2 separate regions of the Homo sapiens genome follow, and region 1 is linked to region 2. The links are chromatin loops, found by intact Hi-C in ENCODE. Cell type or tissue: CD14-positive monocyte. All regions are shown on one strand. Each heading gives the region's core, and the rest is flanking DNA. Links, peaks and the distances in the headings are about the cores only.

Evidence for each region. A loop is a pair of places that touch in the nucleus more often than their neighbours do. Peaks named below come from ENCODE experiments on the same cell type or tissue, not always from the same donor. Only the 100,000 strongest peaks of a DNase experiment are listed, where the experiment ranks them.
Region 1: it touches region 2 in a loop (4-fold over the local background); 15 of 110 quality-filtered maps call a loop at or near these places.

Annotation. Positions count from the first base shown.
Region 1 is chr1:206,580,918-206,586,284 of GRCh38, reverse strand. RASSF5 (Ras association domain family member 5) reads right to left here. Exons shown (of 6, transcript NM_182663.4): 3 at 2,906-3,016; 4 at 1,601-1,898; 5 at 990-1,105. It also overlaps a transcript of EIF2D not described here. Among named protein-coding and RNA genes, the nearest start is that of EIF2D, 29 kb to the left of the region's middle. In CD14-positive monocyte, for the core only: CTCF peaks have their summits at 2,222 and 2,421 (motif pointing right); DNase peaks (open chromatin) are centred at 2,444 and 4,384; H3K4me3 peaks cover 96 bases; H3K27ac peaks cover 3,701 bases.
Region 2 is chr1:206,513,528-206,518,894 of GRCh38, reverse strand. The region is part of intron 1 of RASSF5 (Ras association domain family member 5); the gene reads right to left. Among named protein-coding and RNA genes, the nearest start is that of RASSF5, 8.7 kb to the right of the region's middle. In CD14-positive monocyte, for the core only: no CTCF peak of the experiment used is centred there; DNase peaks (open chromatin) are centred at 2,114, 2,474 and 3,924; H3K27ac peaks cover 2,523 bases; H3K27me3 peaks cover 505 bases.

The DNA.
Region 1 (5,367 bases), core at 183-5,182, 67 kb before region 2:
TCTGATGGCAGAAGGCAATTTGGACTTCCATCAGGCTGACCCAAGAGCACAAGCCCTGTGCGGCCAACAATTGAGACTCCTAAGCTCTTTGAGCACAATAGAGTACTAAGGTTTATCTGGTTTGGTCCTCGCTATGGATAAGTGAGAAACCTCAAGTCCACACAGGGAAGGTGGCGTAATCACAATCACAGAGCTCATTGCAGCAGAACTGGAACTAGAGCCCAGGTCTCCACACTTCAAAGTGCCTGAGCTTTCCACAGGGCCAGCAGCATTCAGCTACTGTCCATGGAGTACTTTTTCCAAACATATTCTGCACAGATGCCAATAAAGAAAGCAGATGGGAGCAGAGCGGCCCTTGCTGAAATGGGGAGAAGGGACAGAGTCCCAGCTGCCTTGATCCCTAAATCTCCGCAGTGACTCCCAAAACTCCTTAAAACTCTAGGCCTCCACTGAACACAGTGTGACAAACACTGAGACCTTCCCCTGTTGGTCATTCTCAGGCCATGGGTGGCACCGGCCTGGTTTTACTCCAGTTTATGCCACAAGACTACACACTGGTTAGCTCCCCTTGGGGGATGGAGGTCAAGAAAAGGGAGGACAAATGGCTCAAAAACGTCTATACCCAGTGGAGCCCAGAGATGGAGCTTGGTAGCCCTCGGGCCATTTTGAAGCAAAAACAGCCTGTGCCTGAGCACAGGGAGTTTCTTGGTCCCCCTCCTCCCTGAGTTTTCAGAAATAAAGCACATGAAATCCTTTCTTTCCACAGGCCTTGCCACACACAGGCCCTAATGTGCTACCCCAGGGTGTTCAGAGTCCTGGCTGAAACACTGACCCCCAGGCCCATCACCCACCCCTGCTCACTCTCTCAACAGTCACCTTCCTGCCCGTGCTGCGTGGCTCCCACCTATGTGAGGTAGTTAGGACAACACCCACCTGCACCCACCCAGGGTGCCCTAAGGCCTGGGTTTGCACAATGGGTCCAGACCTACCTCTACCTCTCCAGTTTCATTCTCCTTTAGCACAAAGCTGAGGACCTCCGTGTCAGGCCCAGCAAGCAGGCGCAGGTAGAGGGGGCGGTCAGCAATGGAGAGTTTCTGGAAGAGCACTGCAAACCAAGAGAGGGTGCTGGGAGCTCTTCCCAGAAAAGAAGGGCGGGGCCCAGGCTTGCGGGAAAGGATTGGAAATGCAGAGGTGGGGTACGTACAACTGGAAGTAGACACGGGCCTTTTAATGAAATGAACATGACAGTAATGAACAGGGCAATAACCTTTTATCTTGGGTGTCTGCTCAGAGTTTAAAGCATGATTCCATTCACATCATCTCCTGAAAGATTAGGAATGGTGGGGCAGATTCCTCCCATTGCACAGATCAGGAAATGGGAGCCTAGGGTGTGGTTTTCCTGAAGTCACATGCAGAGTCAGGGACTCTGCTCTTGCCTCCCTGCCCGGATTCCACAGATCTGAACACCACATGGGCAGCTGGACCCCTGGTGCTCAGGAGAAGCCCACAGCTCCCACCCAAGGCCGGCAGGAGTTTTAGTGGGTGGGCTTGGACACAGGTAGGAAGGGAACGGTCTGGTTGGGTTCACTCTTTCTCCTACCTTGTCCGTCCTTGTGTATCCGCTTAAAAAGTGCAAACTTCTGGGGATTGTCCACAACCATGAACTTCTTGAGCAGCCCCTGGATGACCTCACTGACGGTGGTGGTGCTGCTGATGTGCAGCTGCTTGATGGCATCTAGGGGCAGGTAGAAGGATGTCCGCTTGTCCGTGGTAGCCGCCAGGTTCACCTCCTTGATGGCATCATAGATGGACTGGGGCCGGATCCCAGCAGGCACCGTCACAGGCCGCCGGAGTTTCAGATGCACTTTGATGAAACCCGTGTAGGTGCCGTCTTCACTCTGCCAGCGGGGGCATGTCACAGGGGGTCAGGGCCGTCCGCCTTGCATGATCATATCTGCCACTCGGGGCCATTGCCCCAGCAGCACCCACCTGTCTCCTTGAGTTCTTTCCTGCCTCTGCTGACGTGGGAGAGCTGGAGGAAGGAGCAGAGATCCCTTTCCCCATAGTGGGCTGGGAGAAGACCCTCAGGATCCAGCTACCAAAGAGGACCTGTGGGGCTGCAGTGGATTTCCCTCCCAGGAGGCTCAGGCCAGCTCCCTAAACCTCCTGTAACCAGTTGCCTTTGGTGAGTGCCCATTGTAAGAGGCAGGGTGTGGGGTAGCCACTCTAGTTTGTACCTCTGAACCAGGCAGGAAGCAGGAAGGCTCTATAATGAGGGCCTTGGAGAACCAGCCCACTAGATTTCCTCCTGTATCTCTTTACTAAGAAACAGCCTTTAAGACTTAAACCTAGGTGCATTTGTGACTGGATTTTCTGGTGCTCCATCTGGCTGAACCCCAAAGAGCCAGCTGATGCCAGCCACCAGCAGGGGGCAGTGTTTTTCTACCTTCTCCCCTCCCTATTGAAGACAGCCTTTCCCAACTGGGTGCTAAGTTGGGTGCCCTCCCCTCTCTGAGAGAGTATGTCCCTCTCTCACAATCGAAGGGGTAGGAAGGGGAGCAACTAAGTCCCATTGTCCTGGCTCCCTGGAGGCCAAGCAATACTGGGCCCTTGGTCATTACGTACCGTTTAATCACTTAGTTTACACTGAAGCTCAGAGGAGGAGTTAAAAGAGCTTCCCAAAATCACAAGCAAAAAATGAGAGTCAGATCTATTTCCCTAAAGCACATGGAGGCCACTGAGGGCTCTGGCTATCAGCCTTCCAGACCCCGGAGGCCTCTGGAGGCCGGAGGAAAGGGAGGGGACCTGCCAGGGAGTAGCCACAGAATTCAGAGTGAGGGCAGAGGCGCCAAACCCGAAGCGGGTGGTGGAGCAGGGGCCAGGTTGAGGGTGGACGGGCGCTTACCAGTTTCATGCCCAGGCAGTTCTTCTCTCGCGTGTTGTAGCTGTCGATCTTCTGCTTGATCTCCTGCAGTGTGGGCGGGCGCTGTGTCTCCTCCACAGGTTTACAGACATTCTGGAAGAGACACAGAAGTGGAGGTGGATGTGTAGTAGTTCTCAGGGTGAGAAAGGGAACAACCACGCCCTCCCCAAAGCCTCTCTAACCAAGAAGTGAGCATCCAGCCCTGCAGAGTGGAACTAACTGCACGGACTCGGAGTGAGACAATGAGAGGTCAAATTGCAGCTGTGCCAGTGTCTAGCCAGCCCTCCTGGAGAAGTAACTCAGATTTCTCTAAGCCTCAGTCTCCTCATCTGTGAAATGGGAACAATACCTACTGCACAGGCTTGTCTTGAGATTAGTGTGAAAGCGTCTGGCACTCAGGCACTGACTATGAATCTGGTGAATGAGCAGAGCCGCATTTGCTTATGGAAAGCTGCTATGGAAAAGATGCTTCTTTGATGCTATGGGAGATGCAAAGAAATACAAGCCATGGTCTGTCTCCTCAAGGAAGTAACAACACAGCTGGAGGGACAGGCGTCTACCCATGGTGCCAGTATATACTACTGATCGGGAAGACAAGAATTCTCTTAGATCCCAAGGACCAAGGACACATAGAGACCAGTCCAGGCCCCACATCACTTGCCACAGTGCTTTTCACATAGCAAGAAGTAAATATCTATTTGTCAAATGAACGAGTGAACTGGCAGGGATGAAGGGCTGTAGCCCCCTCTACCATAAAAGAGGAGATAAACCGCTACTGGGCACAGGGACACCTAGAATTTACTTAGCACTTCTTCTGTGCCAAGTACTTGGCATACATTATCTCATATGATTCTCACAAACCAGAAGTCTGTAAGATAGTTTATTACCCCATCTTACAGGTGAGACTATTGAGACTAAGAGAAGTTTAGCAACCTGCCTCACACCCTACAGTCAGTATGTACAGAATGAAACAGAAATTCCAGGTCTGTCCCATTGTGTTCCTCCTGTGAGACCATGTGTTCATTCTTCTCATATGTTCCCAGATGCCCTCCTCCTCCCACCCCCTGGGAAGGATAAGTGAACAATGAAATTGAGGAGATTGAGGTCAATGGCCCTCACCTTGTAGAGACAATACAGGGGTGAATTCTGGGGTCGAAGCCACTGTCCCTCAGTCAGTTCTCTGGCTCTCTCTCAAGTTCACTGTTACCCACCTCCCGGTTTTATCTTCACACTGTCCCTGAGTGGCTGGGAGTGTGGGAACTGGTTGGTCAGAACCCACCCAGAATTTGCCTGACGTTCAAGTGTAGCAGACTTGGGGTGGATCAGGATTCTCCTTTGGTAAATGAGGAAACTGAGGCCCAGTGAGGGATGACTCTGACACCATCTGACACTGTCCTGTGGGTGTCTGGGTTTGGCTGGGGAATTTCACAGCTGCCGCGACGTCACATCACCACCCCGCGGAACACAACAGGGCCCCCCCTCCGTGACAGAGCTTTGCCCTACCTTCCTCCCTTCAGCAAGCCATGTGGGAGACACGCCACCCTGAACAACCTGCCATCACTTCCTTCCACTTTCCAATCCCACAGAACCGATGCAATGTCAGGCTCTGGCTGCCAAGAGGAGCTGGCGTGGCTCCAGCCTCCCACCTCCAACCCCTCAGCACAGCTGACATCCTCCTTTCTTTCTTTCCTTCCTTCCTTCCTTTTCTTTCTCTCTCTCTCTCTCCCCCCTCTCTCTCTGTCTCTCTCTCTTTCTTTCTTTCTTTTCTTTCGTCTCCCTCTGTCACCCAGGCTGGAATGCAGTGGCACGATCTTGGCTGACTGCAATCTCTGCCTCCCAGGTTCAAGCAATTCTCCTGCCTCAGCCTCCCAAGTAGCTGGGATTACAGGTGCGCACCACCACACCCAGCTAATTTTTGTATTTTTTAGTAGAGACGGGATTTCACCATATTGGCCAGGCTGATGTCGAACTCCTGACCTCAAATGATCCATCCGCCTTGGCCTCCCAAAGTGCTGGCATTACAGGTGTGAGCCACCGCACCCAGCTTCTGACATCCTCTTTCCATCATGGCATCGTTCCCTGGCCTGTCTGCTCCCGCTGTACTCTCCCCAAGGGGTCCTGACCTATTAATAACAGCCTGTGCTGGGTACTTTCACATACCTTCTCTTACATACTATGTATGTCATTCTTATTTCACAGATAACAAAACTGAGGCTGAGTTTAAGAAACATGCCTGTGGTCCCCTGCTAGTAAGAAGCTAAGTAGGAACTGGAATCAAATCCATCTAAGGCCCATGCTCTTCTCAATTCACCATGTAGCCACCATGGGACGGCATCTTTTGCTGAAGGGGCCGGCCTGCCACACCCATAATGATCACTGAAACTCTGTGCTGCGGGGCTGGGATGAGCAGCTGTTAAACCAAAGCCTGTAAGTTACCTGATCTG
Region 2 (5,367 bases), core at 263-5,262:
AAACAGTGGCCATCCGAGATACCCATATTCTGCCAGCTCAGGGACCCTGATTAAGACGACCGCTTGGCCCTAATTCTCAGCCAATAAAAAGTTGTTAAAATCCACTACCCACTCAAGGCCTCCAAAACAGGCAGACCATGTCCTTTGGATCTGGCTGTTCAACCCATACCAGGCAAGGTGACAGCACCTGTGCCTTTGTCCTTGCGGAGTCAGGAGGGCCAAGGAGTGGTGCTGAGCTCAGCACTAAACAGCAGACTGCCAGAAAGATCCTGTACTCCTTTTCTATGGGAGAAGCCAGTAGCAGAGGCCTCAGAACCCAAGCTCCCCCAGTCAGATTGGCTTAGACCTACCCCGAGCCCTCCGGGCCCCGTTGCGGAACCTCTGCAGGATCTGGTGCTTTTTGGAGACCGAGCGGCTCTTCGGGAGCCTGCAGAAGAGCCGCTGGAGCTGAGCAGTGACTGTCCCAAAGCAGGCAGCGGTTGCCTTCTCCTCCTGGCCCTCGGTCATCTCAGCGCCAGAGATCAATAGCTTTTCTCCAGGCTTGGCGTCAGGGGTGGAGTGCCGGGTGGGGGAGGGCTCCGGGGAGGGCCCTGGGCCTCGCATGACCTGGACAGTCACCTGGACCCTCAGGCTCTGGTACCCTCAACGACTGACGATGCCTTCTGTCTCCGCACTGAGGTCCTTTCCCCTCCACCTCCCCCAGTGGAAAACTTTCTATTCCTGGGGCTTTTAGCTTGATAAGATAAAAATGCCCCCACCAAACAGGCTGCAGGGAAGAGCCTGCCCCGAGCCTCACTTCTCAGTCGCGCCTGTGAGTCTGAAAATCAATGTCTCCAAAGTTTCAGACGACAGAAGTGATCGGTTACCTCACACCACGTGCCCAGCCCAGGAGCTCGTTAATGGATTTCTTTGGGGATGGTGGATTACTAATGCTTCACCAGCTGTACAGGCTCCTAAGGGACAAACTGGGGCTAATTCACATCCTCCCATGCTAAGCCCAGGGTGGGGGAGGGGCCCATAAGGAGGTGGTGTTGCTTTAAGAGGGTCAGGCCATTCATTTTTCTGAGACTAGATACCTGAGCAGAAGCGGATGTGACCCTATGGGTGTGGGGTGGTGAGAAAAGATCAGTCTGTCACAAAAGGGCAGAAATATTGTTCTCTTGCCCCAAAACAGTACTCACAGGTGTTCTCTCACTCTGACTCCCAGAAGCTGCCAAGCCCTAGTAGAAAAGTTCTGGGAGGCCCTGTTGCCCAGTCCAAGACAGAAGACTGGCACCAGACAGGCAGCAGAGCCTTCCAGAAAAGCCACTAGAGAGGGGTGTCCCTCCCAGGCTGCCCAGAGATGACAGGACTCACCTGCCAACCACCAGCGGGGACCAGCTTAACATGAAGGAGGGACACTTGTTCTTTTTTCTTTTTTTTTGAGACAGGATCTTGCTCTGTCATCCAGGTTGGAGTGCAATGGTCCAATCATAGCTCACTGCAGCCTCGACCTCCTGGGCTCAAGTGATTCTCCCACCCCCCAGCATGTAGCTGGGACTACAGGTGGGCACCACCACACCCAGCTAATTTTTATATTTTTTGTAGAGGTGGGGGTCTCACCATGTTCCCCAGGCTGGTCTCGAACTCCTGGGCTCAAGAGATCATCCTGCCTCAGTCTCCCAAAGTGCTGGGATTACAGGGGTGAAGCCTCCATGCCCAGCAGGGACACCTATCCCTTAACCAGAGGAAATCCACCTCAGAGGACTCACACACTTGCAGAATCTCTGGTGGAAGATGCACTTATACGTCTGTGCTCAGATGCCACCCTTCCTCAGTTGCGGACTGATTCTTTCTCCCTAATGCTTCCTCAGGGAGAAGGGAGCTGCCCATGGCCTTTGTTGTGGCCCTCTCTAGTTTACCAAGCAACCTCTGTACCAGAAGAAGGGCATAAGCAAGTCCGGGTCCTGAAATGACACTTGGGACCATCAAACAAGGGGTGGGGGCCAAGTTCCTTGCCCTGCTGGTCCTTGCACCCAAGATCTCCAAGAGGGCCTAGGAAGTCCTGCCTGGCTGAGCACAGGCAAGGGCTCATTCCCATCCCCGCCCTCAAAGAAGAGAACACAGGGCTGCTGGGGGAACTTTAAAATATGAGTCACGGCCAGGCGTGGTGGCTGATGCCCGTAATCCCAGCGCTTTGGGAGGCCGAGGCAGGCGGATCACAAGGTCAGGAGATTGAGACCATCCTGGCTAACACGGTGAATCCCCATCTCTACTAAAAATACAAAAAAATTATCCGGGTGTGGTGGCACGCACCTGTAGTCCCAGCTACTCAAGAGGCTGAGGCAGGAGAATCACTTGAACCCAGGAGGCAGAGGTTGCGGTCAGCCGAGATTGCACCACTGCACTCCAGTCTGGGCGACAGAACGAGACTCCATCTCAAAAAAAAAAAAGTCACGTGTAATGCGGGGAAATCCCTTCCGAATGCACCGTTTGGGCTGCAGAATATGCTGACCTCACTTCTCTTTTCTCCTCATCACTGAGCTGTTCTTTGACAGGTTAAGCCATTGGGAAAGACAACAGGAAAGAACTGGCAGAGTCTGGAGATGGGGCTTTCAGAAGCTCTAGGATCTTCATTCCTGACCTTTGGAAAACTAGATAGATTTTTCTACTGTAATGATGGTCTGGGAGGAGCACTACCTAGAGACAGGGAAATGCCTGCAATGACCTCTTGCTGTCTCTGACATCTAAGCAATGACTCAATGACCTCCATGCTGGAGGCAAGTTCAGCCATGGCCCAGCATAATTTGAAGCAACAACCTTCACCATCTTACTTGCTGGGGTACAATATATTATCACCCTATTTTATATAAAGGTACCTCCAGATGGCTTTTAAAAAACACTCATCACTAGGGTAGACATTCATGGACAATATGCTCAACGCTTTCTCTCAAAACTCTCATGTTACAGCTGGAATCTGTTCCAGTTGAATAATAAGGCATCTCTGAGGTTTTGTTTGAGGTGGGGGAGGTTAATACTTTCTTCAGATGCAAAAAATAATCCACATAATTCTTTCAGCAGAGACCACCAAGTCTCCAACTTCCATTCAACTTGGATAGAAAAAACAGCCTCCTGCAAATCAGCAAGAAAAGTAAGCAATGGTACCTGTTCCCAAATAAGAGATGAACCTGGAGAAATATAGAGAGTCAGAGCTGGCTTGGGGGTGGGAGGTTTCCCCAGATGTATTTTTTCTCATGGGGCCACATCACTGCCTGAGATTAGAGCCAGAGGTCCATTAGGCAGCTTCAGATTATTGTCCAGTCCCTATCCATGTCTTCTTCACCCTAGCTGTCCCCTCTAGGATCCAGTCTGTTAATTTCACTTTGGTTCCTGACTAGTGCTGTGTCATGAACTCTGAGAGCTGGGCCATGGCAAGAAGGAGGACTGGAACAGAAAAAGATCCTCCACCTGCATTTCCAGGCCCACCCCCTACACACCCTGAACACCTACGGGGTGAGGTGGGAGCGGGGAGAGACACACTTATTTCTTTCATCTTAGGATTTGGAAAAACTTCACCCTTTTTCTAAAGATCTCATGATTTGCACATGGTGACAATCAATTTAGAAACTGATTGTTGAAAATTGGCTTAAGTGGAGCCAACTCTCAATTACCCAGCCCTGGCTGATTCTCTAGCTTGTATAGGGCTCACCTCCCTTTTTTTCCTGTACCTCCTTTTTTGGACATTTCAGCATTCACCAGCAGAAGGGCAGCAGATGGATAAGTAAACTCAACTAACTTGCGTGATCAATGATATTAGCCTAAGGCAAAATGCCATGCTGGGTTCTGGTGCTGGCTTTGCTATTAATGATCTGGGTTATCTTAGCGAAGTCATTTGACTTCCCTGAATGCTGTGTTTCCTCATCTATGAGATGGCCCTGATTACATCAGTTCTACCGACGAAACAGAATTGCAATCCTGACAGAGGCAGTGCACATCAAACGGCCTTAGTGATAGCCAAGTGCAACAAAAGTTATTTCTGCTCCCACAGTTTCTTTGCCATTCTCAACTCTTCCTATTCCATGTGAATATACTCATCCTAGCAGGTTCACAGAATGCCAGCTTGTATCTTCAGCAAACACAATGATAATTCTTTTCCAGCTCTAGCATCCAGTAGAAACAAAACATAAAAGGATTTTAAAAAAATAAGAACATCACTCTTCTTTTTGGCCTGACTTTCATGAACCTGGAGTCTGATTTCTTAAAGGTCTATGTAAGCCAAGTTTTAATTTTCTAGCAGCCCCAGCCAATGGCCATTGCAGATGTCTAAATAAGACCTGCCCCACCCTGGAAATATGTTTGTTCAAAAAACAGGAATGGGGAGCAGAAGGTGGCACATAGGCCCTCCACTGAAGAATAAACCTGTCACAGGTAAGTGTCATACTCAGCCATCCACTCACCTGCTCAGTGCCACACAAAAATGAACAGACTACTCTTTCCAACACCACCCCTCTTATAGACCCTCAGCATGCACATCTTGCATTCCCCCCGATCCCTCTGCCCCATGCCCTCAAATGGGGCCAGGGCAGTAGTTATAGGTAGGAAAATCCGAAAGAAAATCTAGAACCTGCTACAATTCCCAGGGGTCACCAGACTCCTCAGCCAAAGTGGGGCATTCTCCCCTGGGAGGCTGGACACATGCTATGATGCCAGGAGGGACCCCACTGCCCTTCCTCCTTCCTCTCCAAAAAGGGTAAAAAAAGAGAATCAAACCTCAAAGATTTCCCAATGGGTACATCTCTCACAAACCTTTGTGTACTCTAGGAACCACAGGCATGCTAGAACAGGCCCGGCATGGCCTTGTGGGCCACTTCAGCCAAAGACCACACCATGGAGAGTTCTTGGGGTCTACCAGGCTCTGCCCAAGTCTCCTCAGCATAGTTATGAGTGCTTCAGAAAAAACTCAAAAGTCACTTCCCCAGGTGTGAGTCAAGATAGTCTTGACCTTGGGGTGGGGCAACCCATGACTGCTCCCAAGCCCCGACTTTATTCCACTTAAACCAGTGCCCCCAGGGAACCCAGCCTTCTGCCTGGTCTAACGTCATCACCTCAGCCTCCTCGCTGTTTCCCCTAAGCCCCAAAACTGGCTCTGTTCCCCTTCCGACCCTGAGATCCAGCCCGGAACATGTGGAGAAAGGCTTGCCAAAAGTCTTGGAAAAAAACTGAAAATGACTAAATGCAAAACCATCTCCCCAGTCAGGCCCGGCCTTCCCAGCTGCCGCCAGCCCTTCCCCACCCAGCCATGGAGAGTCAGAACAGAGCCCTGCGGGAGGGGCAGGTGCCCAGAGTCAGCAGAGACAGAGCGAGACCCTGCAGGGAGGCAGAAAGCAT